Linked DNA regions of Homo sapiens: region 1 is linked to region 2. A link is an interaction called in ENCODE POLR2A ChIA-PET data of the cell type or tissue named here. Cell type or tissue: CD4-positive, alpha-beta T cell. All regions are shown on one strand. Links, peaks and the distances in the headings refer to the core of each region. The heading gives the core; the rest is flanking DNA.

Region 1 (7,690 bases), core at 1,679-6,678, 1.4 Mb before region 2:
GTGCTTTAAAATGCATTAGTCTTTCAAGAACCCAGTCAGAAGGGTTTTGTCATTACTATTTTCTGATGCAAAAAAAATGAAATTAAAGAAGATTAAATAATTTATCCAAAATAACAGTTAGTGGGTGTGATGAGGTGCTCCCTCAGCTATCACCCTAAAAAATCTAAGAATGCCAGTTCTTCTCAGCTTTCAGTTTGGAGTAGGCAAACATGTATCTAAAAATAAAAATAAATTATTTGATGACACTAAATTTTATATAATCAGCCAAAGTTTATGCAATCATTTTTAATGTTTTTATTCTATTATTTTGTCATCTTATGAAAAATCAGGAACTCAATTCTGTGGTCCTCTAATCTACCTGGATCATAGTGGAGAATTAGAAAGCAGAGAAAATGTGGCAAATCTATGTATTAAAGCAATCCCCTCAAGCACTATCCAGCATTCATTTATTGTTATTTCACACCTAGTTTCAGCAAGCTTTTTTTGTTGCTTAATTTTAAACCTACAATTAAGTCATGCACTATTACAATAAACTTTTTTTTAATGACTCACCTTAAGTAGCTAGAACTATGCTACCCCTGGGTATGCAAGGATGAATTAAGACAGTTTTCCCTGCCTTTAATCTAGAAATTAGATATCAGCAGGAGATGACCACAAGTGGCCAAGTTGACAGAATTGACAGCAGTTAAAAGTGACAGCTGATAGTGGGAGTGGATTCTGAAACACTGTCAAAAGAAAAAAAGCCTAGAGTATTATAGAGTATTTCACTGGGACTTGAGGATGTTACTGAGGACAATACCAGTACCTGGTATTCACACTGAGGAAAAGATTAAATTACATTCAGTGTATTCTGTTAAAGAAGTCAAATAAATGTAATGTCTTTCAATGATTTTCATCCAAAAATAGTGGTACTTTAAAAAATCTTTAGCTGTCATACCTAGAATGACTGTTCCAGATAACCAGAGTTTTACTATGCCTTAATAGTCTCAGTAATAAAACTCAAATAATTGTTGAAGGATGAATTTTTGTTAAGGAAAAAAATCCCAATAGATTTTAGTTGTACAATTTATTCAGAGATAGGAGGTCCTTCTGAGTTCAAGTCTACGTTCCAGAAGTTTTATGTCTGGAATTTTTCATCAAGTCCTAGTGTAAACATTGACTAGAACTTTTTGTTTGACACCATTGTGAAAAATTGCTCTGTGGATAGAAAACATTTTAATCTTGTGTTTCAGCTCATTTGATCTGATGACCATAATTTATAGTTTATTTTTCCTCCCCAAGTGTGTTGTTGACTATGGTATAATTCTTTTTTTCTTTTTCTTTCTTTCTTTCTTTTTTTTTTTTTTTTTTTTTGTTTGATGAGTTTGAAGAGGAAGCTTAAAATACATTTCAGTACATGGCTCTGAATCACTTAAAATCATAAGAGGTTAAAGCTGTAAGGAACTTTATATATCATCGGACCTAGTTCCTTCATGTTACAGATTTAAGCCAGCCCAGAGAGGGTTGGTAACTTGCTCAAACACAATAGGAGTTTTTCACAGGGTCCACATTCCTGTTTGATATATCTGATTCCAATGTCACCTACTTTTTGTCACCTATTCATATTGAGTCATTTGGGGTAGAGGAACAAGGAACAATGCAGGATTCAAAAATGCCTTAAACCCTCCTTATTTATCAAATTATCATCTTGTGGCAAGGCAGTTTTTCTCTGAGCAGCATTGCTGAGACTCAAACTCAGTTTTGAAGTCTTGTTCATTCCTTGGAGGAGTATTTATATTTCCCTATAGGGAACTCTTCCTGCCTTTCTTCTTCTGAGAACCATTTCATTTTTCTGAAAATCATGTACTAAGTACCTACTATGTGACAGGGACTCTAATAGCCCCCAGTGATCAGAAGTAAAGAAAGATCACAGTCTCTTCCTTGCAAAAAAACACAGTCTACAATGGGGAACGAATGGTAAAGCAGTAGTAATAGCAGTGCAATCTGGCACAGGAACATGGGAGCTCAGAGGGCTAACTCAGCCTGGCTTTAGTGAGGAGGTATTCCCAGAGTTTAAACTGGCAAGTTCCAGAAGCCCACACTGATCTTCCATTAGTTTCTAGAGAGATCAGGTGAAGGGACCTGAGATTATTCCTCTTTTAAGGCCTCTCAACTTTACTTTTTTTTTTTTTTTTTTTGGAGACAAGAGTCTTGCTCTATACCCCAGGCTGGAGTGCAGTGGCCTGATCTTGGCTCACTGCCCCTCTGCCTCCTGGGTTCAAGCAATTCTCGTGCCTCACCCTCCCCAGTAGCTGGGGATTACAGGTGCGTGCCACCACACCCAGCTAATTGTCATATTTTTAGTAGAGACGGGGTTTCACCATGTTGGCCAGGTTGGTCTCAAACTCCTGACCTCAAGTGATCTGCCCATCTTGTCCTCCCCAAGTGGGATTACAGGCGTGAGTCACTGCACCTGGCCTCAACTTCACTTTGGTAATATTTTTCTTCTACAGAGTGGTCTCTGTAATCCCTGATCTCTCTAAATGTTAAATATTTACTGTGGAGTCAACAAACCTGAGAGGAGACATCATGGAGAAGGAGATTCCATTACCTCCTACCCTCATAAGAAAATGAAAATCAAATACAGACCAGGGACCATGACTGAAAGGACTCTGAAAGATTGTGGAACCTTTGTATAATAGTATCCATGTTTTTGTTGTCTCCTCTGCATTTCTTACATGACTAAGCACTGACTGGTTAAACCAGAAAAGGAAGCTTAGCTTCTTTCGTTTTTAGGACAGCAAAGATGGGGATGGTGACAGGGGAGTTTGAGACATTCTGTCCCTTTCCATAGCCATTCCTGGAAGAAAGAATGTCCAGGATTAACTGGTTGGTGGCACAGCCACCTCAGGGAAAGGGAAACTGACCCCTGGGGACTGAAGTCAGGAATAAAGAAGTGACAAGGAGCTAGCTGGGGCCTGGGGAAGGCCCTGGGGCTGGACACTAGAAAGACCCACCGGGGTCTTTTCTATTTTTATATTCAACATTTTATCTTTCGTTGTAAAACTCAGGAAAACACCTTTAACAAACAAAAATAACTTCTCTCTTAAGTTGTTCATTTTACTAAATGGCCAACATGGATTGGATATGGTAGAAGGAAAGAACATTTTCTGCAGAAGGGAGAAAAAAACCACAATCTATTTTATGAGGAGGAATGAACTCTGGGAATAGTTCTCTGACCCTTTGTGTGTCAGTGTGTTCTCAGCCTGAACTGGAAGAAAATGGGATAGCATGTGGAATGTGGGAAAGTGCGAAGACTGATGCAAAATTCACTATCTGCCTCATTAAATACACTAGTAGGTTTTCAAGAGAATGAGTCTGTTATCACCACAGTAAATTTCTCACTCTGGGCCTAACTCCTTATCTAAAACTTAATAGAGCTTAATAAGTTCAAATTTTTCCTGTCTTTCTGGGAATCATTTTCACCTTTATCTCTGATCCTGTACTTTCCCTAGGTCAGAGTAAAATATAATGGGAAACGGGCAAGTAGGTAGGAAATGTGGAGAAGGTCAAGGCCTTTTTATAATGGTTCATTGTAAATTTAAAATTCTTAGATATGTATTTCATACAGATTCACATATGTTCTTCTGGATGAATTAGAAATTTTAATTGTGAGGATCAATAAAGTAGCGCAACCAGCTTTCACATCTGTATGAAATTTAGGACTTTGCAAAGGATGTTGCACACCAAAAATTACAAAATAATTCAACGATTATTTGCTACAGTTACCAAAGATTATAATATTAACATTTGCAAGAACATTGCATTTGTGAATAACCAAGTATGATACAAGGAAGAAATCATCCATGTCATTCTCAGAGGATATGGTGTAAGAACTGGCCCATGACTCATGACACCAGGCCCTGCCACTAGGTTGTGTGACTTGAGGAAATAATTTCATCTTTTTGAGAGTTGGTTTCTTCATCTGCAGAATGAGCAAAGAAGGGTGGCTCTTGACTTCATAATCTCTCTTGCAGATATCTGATTCTACTTGGTGCAGTAACAATAATTGCTTGTTATTTTTGCGATCATGTCTTTCCAGTAAAATAAATCTTTAGTGACTCTCAGGTTTAAAAAGAATCTTTTTTGCACCCTATTTTAAAAGCTGCCAGATTTGGGGTTTGGCTGACTACTAAGGAGAGCAGCCTGCTAGAAGGAGCAAATTCCAGAGCTGAGGGTCATTTATTTGGAATGCTTTGCCAAACACTCCCCTATTTTTAAAGTTGTTGGGGGACTTTAAACTTGAATATAGGGTGGTAGGACAATTGTTTGAACCACTCTGTAAATACGTGCATGAAAATCTTGAGGTTTACAAATATTTTTTAATAGTTTGCCACATTTCAATGGCATGTCAAGTTGCAGGGTCCTGCCACTTTTCTTCTTGTTATTTTCCTCTTCTATCAACTTTGCTCACTCTCCCAAAGAAATAGGCAATGAGAAAAAACAGGTCTTAATTTTTACTGGAATGCTCTTTCCATTTGGCTAGAGGTTTCTCAAACCAGGCGGCACCAATCACCTAGGGAGTTTTAAAATCATGGTGATGCCTGAGCCCTACCTCAACTAAGTCAGAATATTTGGGAAAGGAGCCCAGGCATCTGTACATTTTAAAAGCTCCTCAGGTGCTTCTTATCTGCAGCCAGGTTAAACCAGGAGTGTCATCACTGAGTAGGACTATTAGCTTTAATGTGTCCTGTGACCACAATACCAATCAGCTCTCTGGTTAAGAAAAGAGATGAACATAGACATTCTGAAAAGGCAACTTTATAAAGTTGAGGGGAATGTATTTCTTTAGCTTTAATGCCTCACTGTGGGATTTGTCTATACATTTATGTATTTTTAAATTACTATCATAAATTCACAATTAGTACCAAAACCGATCAATTTGTGAATATTTATTGATGCCATTTACATGCATATGTGTTGCTAAATACAATGGGAGGGGGCCTACAGAAAGGTAGAGAACCCAGATCCCACCCACTTCTTGAAGCTTATAATCATTTTGGGGTGCAAGGATTGTGTAAAACAAGACACAAAAATCACACATGTTACAGAAATTAAAAGCTAATATCACTGAGAACAGGAAGACATTACAATTGGCTAGAATCACCTCAGGAGATGGTACTTGGATCTGGGCACCCTTTGAATGTTTTTCACTTATCCGGTAGGTAAGGACATTAGCTCTGGACTAGAAAATCTTGGATCTCCCACAGGTGAGCTCTGTGACCTTGAGCAAGTAATGTTACCTTTATGATTCTCAAACTTAGCTTTGTGAGCTTCAATTTGTAAAATGGAAAAAATGATAAAACTGCTCTCATAGAGTTGCAAGGAATAAATGATATGATGTAAGCAAAATATCTGAAAATTCCTAAGAGCGCAATTTAAGTTCATTTTGTTCCTTCTTATCGCTTTTTTTTTTTTTTTTTTTTTTTTTTTTGCCAAATACACCACTTGGGCAACAGATCAGCCATGGAAATATGATGCAGAAGATCTGCCTCATGCCTGTTCCTAACATAAATCTCTCTCTACCAAAGCTGTCTGTCAGAGATTGTGTTCAAACCAGAACAAGTGGACCCACTCAGTCCAGAGTTACCCTCAACATGAGACAGGCTACCCAGCTGGTTCTCTGTCTTTATAATATTTTTATTTCTTTAAATTTGATGAAAGACCCACTTTTGTGAGTTTTACACACAAATGAAGAGGAGTACAGAAGAGCACATTTCAATTGTAATGTTCATGCCAGGAATAGTAACCTCTTCAAGGATACCACTGAGTGCACACAGAATGCTGGGAGGTCCTGACTCTGCTTATGGAAACCACAGAAACTCATCCCTGAAACTGGTTCTATAGCAGCCATGACCCTCATTAAACTTCCAATCAAGTAAAATTAATATTAGCTATTAGGTTAGATGTTAGGTATTGTCTTTGCCTCCATTTAATCATCTTACTTCCTATGGTACCTGTTAATTATGATTTGAATCTCCTTAACTGCTCAGCCTGGGTGTTTCAGCCATATATAAGTCATAAACAGACTACAATTATCTTACTATTTCTCAGTTACTTGCAAACAACAGGAACCAAGTCTGATAATACAAGAAATGAAGAAATTTTCTGGAAGAAGGCAAAGAGGCTCAGATAGGAACAAAGAGGGGAGGCACAGTCAGAACCCTGCTATAGAAATCACCTGTGTAAGGCAATGCAGCTGATGGAATAGCCACCCCCAGACAACCATCACCAATACACTGGGGCTTCTGAGAGACTCAACCAGAGCTTCTGAGAATAATCTCTGAGTGTGAAAATCAGATTGGCTATTGAAAGGTCACATGCCCACATTCTATGAACCAGGAGCAGGATAACGGACTATTCTATATGCCTACATCTCCTCCTCTCATTCACATCTCCTATGTACCTTCCCCAACCAGGAGGAATTTGTGGATTCTAGGTAGCCAAAACAAAAGAAAATATTCACTAACCATTTTAAAGAAGTTGAAGTAAGAGAACTAACATTTACCAAATACCTTGCAAAGCCAGCCATTGCATTGGTATTAGGGGAACTGGTAGACTGTGCTGTTATTAGTACCTTGCAGTCAGACTGGCATTGTTCAAATCCCAGCTCAGCCACTTGCTGGAAGAAACAATGGTCATGCTGAGCCTGGACTGGCAGGACTCCAGATCCTGATGACATATCACTGTTTTATGTAGCCCTGTTGGACTGATTTCACTTCTTTTTAGTCTCAGGATTTAATTCACAATGAGTTGTTTTTTGGTTTGTTTGTTTGATTTTGAGACAGAGTCTCGCTCTGTCACCCAGGCTGGAGTGCAGTGGCGCGATCTCAGCTCACTGCAACCTCAGCATCCTGGGTTCAAGCGATTCTTGTTCCTTAGCCTCCCAAGTGGCTGGGACCACAGGCATGCAACCCCTCACCCAGCTAATTTTTGTATAGGCGGGTTTTCGCCATGTTGACCAGGCTGGTCTCAAACTTCTAACCTCAGGTGATCTGCCTACCCCAGGCTCCCAAAGTGCTGGGATTACAGGTGTGAGCACTGTGCGAGCCCACAATGAGTTTTTAACACTTACTGTTCCTCATCAGAGATGCCAATTTGTTAGGAAAACAAAGTGCATCCCTTTCAGGCTTCATATCTGCTTAGAAAAAAGCACAATCCTATAAATTACGTAATCATATAAATTAGTTGAGTAATACAAAATTATTTTTCCTTTTATCTGACTTTTTTTTCTGAATAAATTACCTTAAACCTGGCTTCAGTTTGCTCATAAGCTCCTGATATTTGAACAGGTATCTGCCCAACAATCAGAGAGAATTAGTCCTCTGCACCTTCTGAGAGGTATTAAAAAAAAAGGGGGGGAAAGAAAAAGAATCAGTCCAATTGGTAGATTTTAAATGGCTCATTTAAATACTACAAGTTTATCAGTCTCTAAATTTTCAGCCTAGGAAAATTTCAGCCAGGAATTTGATATTAGTCCTGATGCATCACGAAAGTACGGAAACTCAGTTTCTACAGACCCAGGGCTTCCTGGGGTTACCTCAGGCCACTTATATCTCTTATCTGTGCTTTTCCTTAGCTGACATTTGGTTCTAGAATGAAATGGAAGTCAGGAAAGAGGAAAATGATGATGTACTTCCCCACTCCCAAC
Region 2 (7,690 bases), core at 1,644-6,643:
TAAAGCAAAAAGACTGAAGCCATAGGAACAGGCAGTATCACAAATTGACTTCTCAAATATGTGCAGTTAATGTACACAAGCACTCAGGTGGGAACTGAGAAACACAAAGGTGATTTCAACCCAAGTCCTGTGTGAATCTAATGGGAAAATAAAGGCACTGGAGTCAAACAGGATTCAAACTCCTCTCCCACTAATAGTTACATAGGTGAATTCTTAAATTCCCTCAAGTTCAACTATTTTTCTCTAAAAATGAGGCAAACAATACCTCATAGGGTTGCTGTAAAGATGAGACAAGTTAACGTAATTAAAGCCCCTAAAGGGTAGCATTTGGCACACAGTAGGTACTCAATTAAGATTCCCTGATTTTTCATCCTTCTGCCAAGATGGGGAAACTCAAAATTTCAGTCAGGTTTAAAAAGAGACTGAAAAGAAGTGATCAGAGGGACCGCAGCAGAAAAAAAGATGGCACCATGTCATGGGGACTAGCGGAGAGAAGCAAAGCGCCTTTATCCATCCACTCAACATAAATGTACTAAGCATTAACACCTGCTGGAGTGGATAACTATGTCAAAGGTGGTGGAGATGGTGAGAAGTAGATTATTTGACAACTAGGAAAGAGGTCCTTGCCGACTTGCAAGAAGAGTCCCAGCAGAACAGCAGGAGAAGATACTACTTGGCCAGAGGGCTAAGGAATGACTGGGTGGTGAAGAGTGACAGTAGGAAGAAGTGACAGTTCTTTGAGAAATTTGTAACTAAGGGAATGAGAGGCTCTTGTGAAGCGAAGGTTTCAGGAAAGTTAAGTAGCTCATAGGATAAAAGGAGGAAAGTCTGTGGAAAGGGAGAAAGTGATGGCAGGGAGGAGGTGGCAGAGTTCATTCACAGTGTAAGGCCCTGAAGCTGACAAGAGGGTGCCCAAAGTGAGGAGGCTGACCTTGGGAAGGAGTAAGGACACACCATCGCATCGGGAAGCAAGTGTGAGAAGTAGGCTGGAAATACAGACAAAGGTTCAGGTGTAAAGGAGAGCTGAAGAAATTCAATTGGATTACCATCTACCTTCTCATTGAAAAAGGAAGCAAGATTACTAGCAAAATAAGGAAAGCTGATGGAAATGGGACCCCAGGGTGAAGAAGGATCGAAAACTAAAAAGACTTTCCCAGGAGCAGTGAGGTTCCAGCAGAGGGAGGTGGCACACATCAATACTAAGCATTTAGCCCAATGTGATTGGGCTAATGTGATTTCCTCCAGTGATTTTCAGTGGCCTGGGATATAGACACGGGGGGAGTGGGAAGGCAGTCATAATAGTGGGCAAAGCAGAAGTTAAAAGGGCAAGGGATTCTAAGGATGCCAGTGAGCCAACAGCTGACACGGTGGACTGGGGAGGTCAAGGCCTGAAGGTTGAGCAGGGAAGGAAGGATGAGACTGAGTGACAAGAAAAGCGGCAGGTGGAAAATGGCCGTTAATTGGATTTAAGATGAGGAACAAGCACGTTTAGAGGAAATGAAGGAATGAGTAAGTGAAAGAACAGAAGGCTGTGACTGGAAGACAGCTCCAAGCTTGAATCCTTAGAAATGAGGCAATTCCAGGCCATGGAAAGGGTTGAAGCTGGCTGATTAAAGGGAATGCAGAAATTCCTGGAATCGAGAGGCCAGGCCTCCAGCCATTCATGACACTGGAAGCCGTGGTTAGCTATGATAATATCAGAAGACCAAGCTAGGCAAAGAGGAAGAGATCCAAAGGAGAAGAAAATGGAGGAAACAGAAAAAATATAACTTTCTGAATAGACTAATTTCAAAGACTGTTAAAAATAATCTTTCTTTAGAAATAATGCCTTGCTTTTAGTCTAAGTTATTAAAAAAAATGAGTAAAACCTTTAAAATCCACAGCAGAAAAAGCCATTTCACCATTTATATGTCTTCAACTGAAGCAAAAATCAAGGACCTGACTCTTTGTTCTTCAACTCAACACATCTGATACGGTGTGGCTATGTCTCCAGCCAAATCTCATCTTGAATAATTGTAGCTCCCATAATTCCCAAGTGTTGTGGGAGGGGCCCAGTGGGAGATAACTGAATCATGGGGGTGGTTCTCCCATTCTGTTCTCATGGTAGTGAATAAGTCTCATGAGATCTGATGGTCTTATAAGGGATTTCCCCTTTCACTTGTCTCTCAATTCTCTCTTGCCTGCCGCTATGTAAGACATCCCTTGCTTTTCCCCCATGATTGTGTGGCCTCCCTAGCCATGTGGAACTGTGAGTCAATTAAAACTTTTTCCTTTATAAATCACCCAGCCTCAGGTATATCTTTATTAGTAGCATGAGAACAGACTAATACACTATTTCAAACAAGATGGCAAAGTAACTGGTAACAACTGAAGGAAATAACGCTGCTTCTGTAAGCACTGAGGCCAAGTTGTCTGAGCTCACCTTCTCCCTTCACACACTGGGGAAGGAGGAGGCCTGATGACAGGATCCCTACACAGCTTGCTCAAGCACAGGTGAGCCACAGCACATCCTCCTGCAGCAAGCAAGGTGGCATGACTAACACAAGACCTAACCTCATTGCCTTTACACAGCTCTTTCATATCCATTACCTCTCTTAATCCTCACAGGCTCTCTGGGAGGCAGGTATTACTATGAGCGGCTTTTTATCAGTGAAAAAATAGAGACTTGTGGGCCAGAAGACTTGCTCAAACGCTGAGTCTGGCAGAAACCAAGGCCCTCCCACTCCAGAATTTAGCCCTTTCCACTAAATCCCACCAACTGAATGACTGCAAGGGCCAGATGCACAGGAGACAGCGCAGTTCAGAAAGGCCTGAATACTTCTGGGTCATTCTCAAAGTCACACAGGGCAGCTAAAACATAAAGCAAGATAAGCAGCATCAGCAGGTATTCCTTAGGGATACTTCACTTACAACTGAAAGAAAAGATAACTTTTCCACATTTGAGCACATTGAACAATTGTCAGTGTGCTCACAATTCATGAGAAGACAAGAAAACCCAGAGTCTACAGAAATCAAAAGTGACAGAATCATCATTTCAGAGCTGTAGGTACAAAACAGTAAGTGGTCTCTGGGTGTGCAGAAGGAGTTAACATTTTCTACAGAGTAACACCTTTTCTGAGAAGAGACTGGACTGGCAGAAGCAGGAGATAAGAGGATGGGTTGGAAAAAACCACAACATCTTCTCAAACCAAGAGAAAGACAAGATAGAAGTAGAGAAGGAAACTTGGGACTTGTATGTCTGTAACGCCAGAGGACCCTGGGCACCTTACATGAAAATTATCAGAAATGCAAATTATCAGATGGCTAATTTCTAAGGTCACCTGGTGCCAAACACATTACAATTTCAGTCTCTGCCTCACACATCTCACATCCCTAAAAATAGAGGCAAAGGGGACAAAAATTATCTTCAGAAAGCCTGGTGTCCACTAAGCCTGGCAATATATTCTATGACAAGCCACATTTTATCACAGAATACTACAATCTGAAAAGGTTCCCTGAGATACATACTGCTAATCTAAAGAAGTGTTGAACCAAAATTGTAACTAAATCACCAAATTCTGCATAAACCCAGGGGGTAGAATAGGTTCAATATTCAGGACTAGCTCAAACAGGTGAATTTACTCAGATAACTGATGAAATCTCATCTTCTAAAGTCCTTATTACCACGAGGACTGACCCCCCCACCCCCACCCACCCAGACAACAAAAGAGAAAGTCAATTAATAATTATGATATAAGGTTATTCTCACCTCCCCCATTACTGTTTCTTGGAGTTTTTATGAGGTTTTGCAATAAAAATTTATAGCTATCTGAAATAGTTCTAACCTCTTCCACAAGTAGTTTGCTTATTTGTTCATCCTTTTCCTCTAGCCCATGTAAATAAAACACAACCTTCACTTTCATGGTAAGAAAAATATTCCCTTTAATGAATTTCAGGAATCAGGAAGAAAACTGCGCTAGTCTCATGGATCTCATGTTAAGGATTCTAAGAATTCTTTACTTAAGAGATCTGTTTTCCTTATTCCTCAATCTCCTTTAAAGAAGCTGAGCATTTTTAAAAGGATATCATAGTATTACTTTAAAAGCACCAAACATAGCATCCCTGAAAATAACATGTTTCCTGTCGGGAGAAGCATGTTAAGGTGTCTGTGAGAGATTTCTGGGGTTTATTCTAATCCATGTTTCTGGGGGGCATCTGGGACACTCTAGGAACACAAGGGCCCCTCTTTCCACTTTGGTTGTCACTAGTCACACAGATTTTCTTACTACTCACTGCTTGACTGAGTCGTCTCAATTCATTAAACATTCTCTGAGCTATTGGCAAGACTTCAACCATGGTGACATTTCCTTTACACTAGATCATCCAACTATAGCCTTCCTAGAAAACAATGCTTGGACAGTAGCAAAAGCCTGTTGGGTCAGCTAACGACATCAAGTTATAATAAGATCTCAAAGTTTGTCTTTCTTTTTAATTTTTGTTTTCTTCTCTAGCAGTTACAACATGCACCTTGAGATGGTAATAGTCAAAGTATTGACTGAATGTGCCTGCCCCCTGGTGGCTGGTGGGGTGAAGGACACACTGTAGAAATCCTTCGGGTACCTGCATCAGAATCAGACACGAGAGATATGAAAGCAAGCACACAAATCAGAATTTGCTGTAGTGGAGTATTACGAAGATCTGGTATAAAATGAAATAAAATAGAGTTTAAAAAAGGAAAACATTACTAACAAACAGTTTTAGAGACAAGTCACCAAGATCTTAGCTTGAGATACACTAACCCAGGCTCCTCCTGCCAAATTATGAGCAATTATTGTGCTAAGTATCTATGTGCACCTGTTGTTGTCCTAGCTTCTTCCAATTAAATTATAATCTTAAGATTATTGTTATTCGGAAGAAGGAGTCTAGGTTAGCATATCTCAAGCTAAGAGCTTGGAAACTGAAACACATTTTAATTGTGGTCATTGCTCCACACCATAGGGGCTCCCTCTGGGACATGGTCTCAACTGGCTCTGGCCGATTCTGATCCCCACCGGCAATCTCACTTCCCGTTCTCCCCTTTGAGGCCAAATTGTCCATGGTGACTTTAAACCTGGATTCATAGATGCCTTCAGGACAGGGAAAAATCTAAGCCTGTGAGGCAGCAATACGGGGAGTAAAGGAGACTGAGGAGAGACCTGTGGTGACTAGGAACATGGCTTCCTACAGGCATTCAAACTCCATTGTTTAAAATTAACTCTACATTGCCCAAAAAACATTTTTAGAGCAGTGCTCTGCTCACCCCTGTAATCCCAGCACTTCGGGAGGCTGAGGCAGGTGGATCACAAGGTCAGGAGTTCAAGACCAGCCTGGCCAATATGAAATCCCGTCTCTACCAAAAATACAAAAATTAGCTGGGCATGGTGGCAGGTGCCTGTAGTCCCAGCTACTTGGGAGGCTGAGGCAGGAGAATCGCTTGAACCGGCAGGCGGAGGTTGCAGTGAGCCCAGATCGCGCCACTGCACTCCAGCCTGGAGACAGAGTGAGATTCCATCTCAGAAAAAAAAAAAAAAAAGAAAAGAAAAGAAAAAGAAAAAGAAAGAATGAAAAGAAAAGAAAAGGTGAACCAAAAAAGCACAAAGAAGGAAGAAGAGAATGTCCTGAATGGCCTTTCCCAACCACCAAAGACATGCACCCAGATGCCTCAATACGGTCTCCTCAAATGCCATGGGACTACGTCAAAAATATATATATATCTTTCCAATGAACCAGCTCCTGCTCTTGATTTTCCTATTTCTCTCAAAGAAATGATCACTTTCCCAGCCAGCTGGACTTGGAAAAGGTGTCATCTGGACCCTCTCCTCCTCTGTGAGGTATGAGCAAGTCTTCCCTGTAATCCTGTCCTCTCCCTCTGTGCGCCCTCATCCAGGTTCTCACTCCCTAGGGCCTTTTTCTTGTTCCTATGCATCCAGCATTTTCCCTTAGAGATCCCAGTATAATAAATTACTCAAATATGTGCAGTCCTTTGTAGTTACAATGTGCTTTTGCCATATTTTCTATTTTAGTTTTATTTTTGAGTATATAACAGCTTGGTAGGTAAGCAAAAAAAATACTATTTCTATTTTACAGGAGATGAAAGAAATATTGAGAGGAATTAAGTGATTTGGCCATTGCCACTACAGAATCTCACTAATAGCATTTTTACCTAGATCAGTAGCCCATTTCTCTCTCCTGCTCTCTGTTCCTCTTTCTCTCTCTCCCTCTTTCCCCTGCTCTTTCTGGTCTCCAGCACTGTATAAGCCAGTTGCTTGGGGAATGTTTCCACGTGGATATCCCACAAACACATTAAACTCATCATGATGAAAACCAAATGCACCCTTGGCTCCTCTCAACTTGCTGCTCTGCTGTTCTCTAGTTCAGTGAACAAGGATCACCCACCTAGAAACCTGGAAGTCCTGACTCCTCATTCTCCTTCACTGACCCATCCAGTCACCAATTTTCAAGTCTACAAAACTATTAAACTGTTTCTCGAAACCAAGTTTCTCTCAATCCCCACTGCCCACTTCTGCCACCCTCATCCAGCCTATAACATCCACTTCTCTGTCTCTCTCATAACACTCTTATCTGCACAGCCCCAGTCAATCCATCCCTCACACTTCACCTTGAATAATCTTTCACTCTGCTTCTTACAACATTTTGATGTCTCACCAAAACCCTCAAAATAAAAACCAAGCTCCTTAACAAGGCTGGCAGAGCTCATCAGCTTCTCTGGGTGGTAACTCCTTATCTTAGCTTAGGCTACCATGACAAAATACCAAGACCCTGGGTGGCTTAAACAACAGAAATGTATTTTCTCACAGTTCTGCAGGTCGGAAAGTCCAAGATCAAAGTTTGAGAGGGTTCAGTTTCTGATGAGGGCTCTATTTCTGGCTAGCAAACCATTACTTTGTCCTCACATGGCCTTTCCTTGGTGCATGAGTGTGGAGAGTGAGGGAGCTTTCTGGTGTTTTTAAAATAAGGACACTAGTAGTATCAGATTAGGGCCCCACTTTTAAGACCTCATTTAACCCTAATTCCCTCCATATAGACCCTATCTCCAAACGTAGTCACTGGGGGACAGAGCCTCAACATATGAACTTGGGGAGACACAATTCAGTCCATACTCCCTCTCCAATCTCAAGTGAAGGCCTGACCACTTAGCAGTCTACGCTGCGGCCACACTGACTGCTCATGTGCTGTCTCTAAATCCAAATCCTTGTGGAGCCCTCTCCAGAACCCTCTCCTTTTCCTTAGGCTCCCTATACCTTTTGCTTAACTAACCCCTCACTCTTTAAGTCTCAGCCTCCATAGTCTTAGTTCTTCCAAAAAGTCCTGCAATCTGACCTGCAAGCCCTTTCCCCTCTGGGATTAGAGGCCCTCACCAAATGTTCCCATGATCCTGACCACATTTGCCTGTATCCTTTACTAGATTCTTGGCTCTTTGACAGCAGGTACTGAGGCTGTCTGTTCACGGCTGCAACCCTAACATAACCCAAGAGCACTATTAATACATAGTGCTCTTTCAATAAATATCATTGTCAAATGCCATTCTCAAAAAGGTAGGCAGAAAAACAGGAAGGGAAGGAGAGACCAGAGTAAGCAATGGCTCCTTACTATCTATGGAAAAAAGTTTCCAGTTGTTCTGACATTCGAAGCTCCCTTCCACTGGGCCTCA

The links. ChIA-PET counts read pairs that join two places held together with the same protein. Peaks named below come from ENCODE experiments on the same cell type or tissue, not always from the same donor. Only the 100,000 strongest peaks of a DNase experiment are listed, where the experiment ranks them.
Region 1: POLR2A ChIA-PET joins it to region 2 with 5 read pairs; 2 of 35 experiments call an interaction of 5 or more read pairs at or near these places.

The regions. Positions count from the first base shown.
Region 1 is chr5:52,807,345-52,815,034 of GRCh38, forward strand. The region is part of intron 1 of ITGA1 (integrin subunit alpha 1); the gene reads left to right. Among named protein-coding and RNA genes, the nearest start is that of PELO-AS1, 10 kb to the left of the region's middle. In CD4-positive, alpha-beta T cell, for the core only: no CTCF peak of the experiment used is centred there; a DNase peak (open chromatin) is centred at 3,897.
Region 2 is chr5:54,224,812-54,232,501 of GRCh38, forward strand. The region is part of intron 1 of ARL15 (ARF like GTPase 15); the gene reads right to left. Among named protein-coding and RNA genes, the nearest start is that of ARL15, 82 kb to the right of the region's middle. In CD4-positive, alpha-beta T cell, for the core only: a CTCF peak has its summit at 4,537 (motif pointing left); a DNase peak (open chromatin) is centred at 4,560.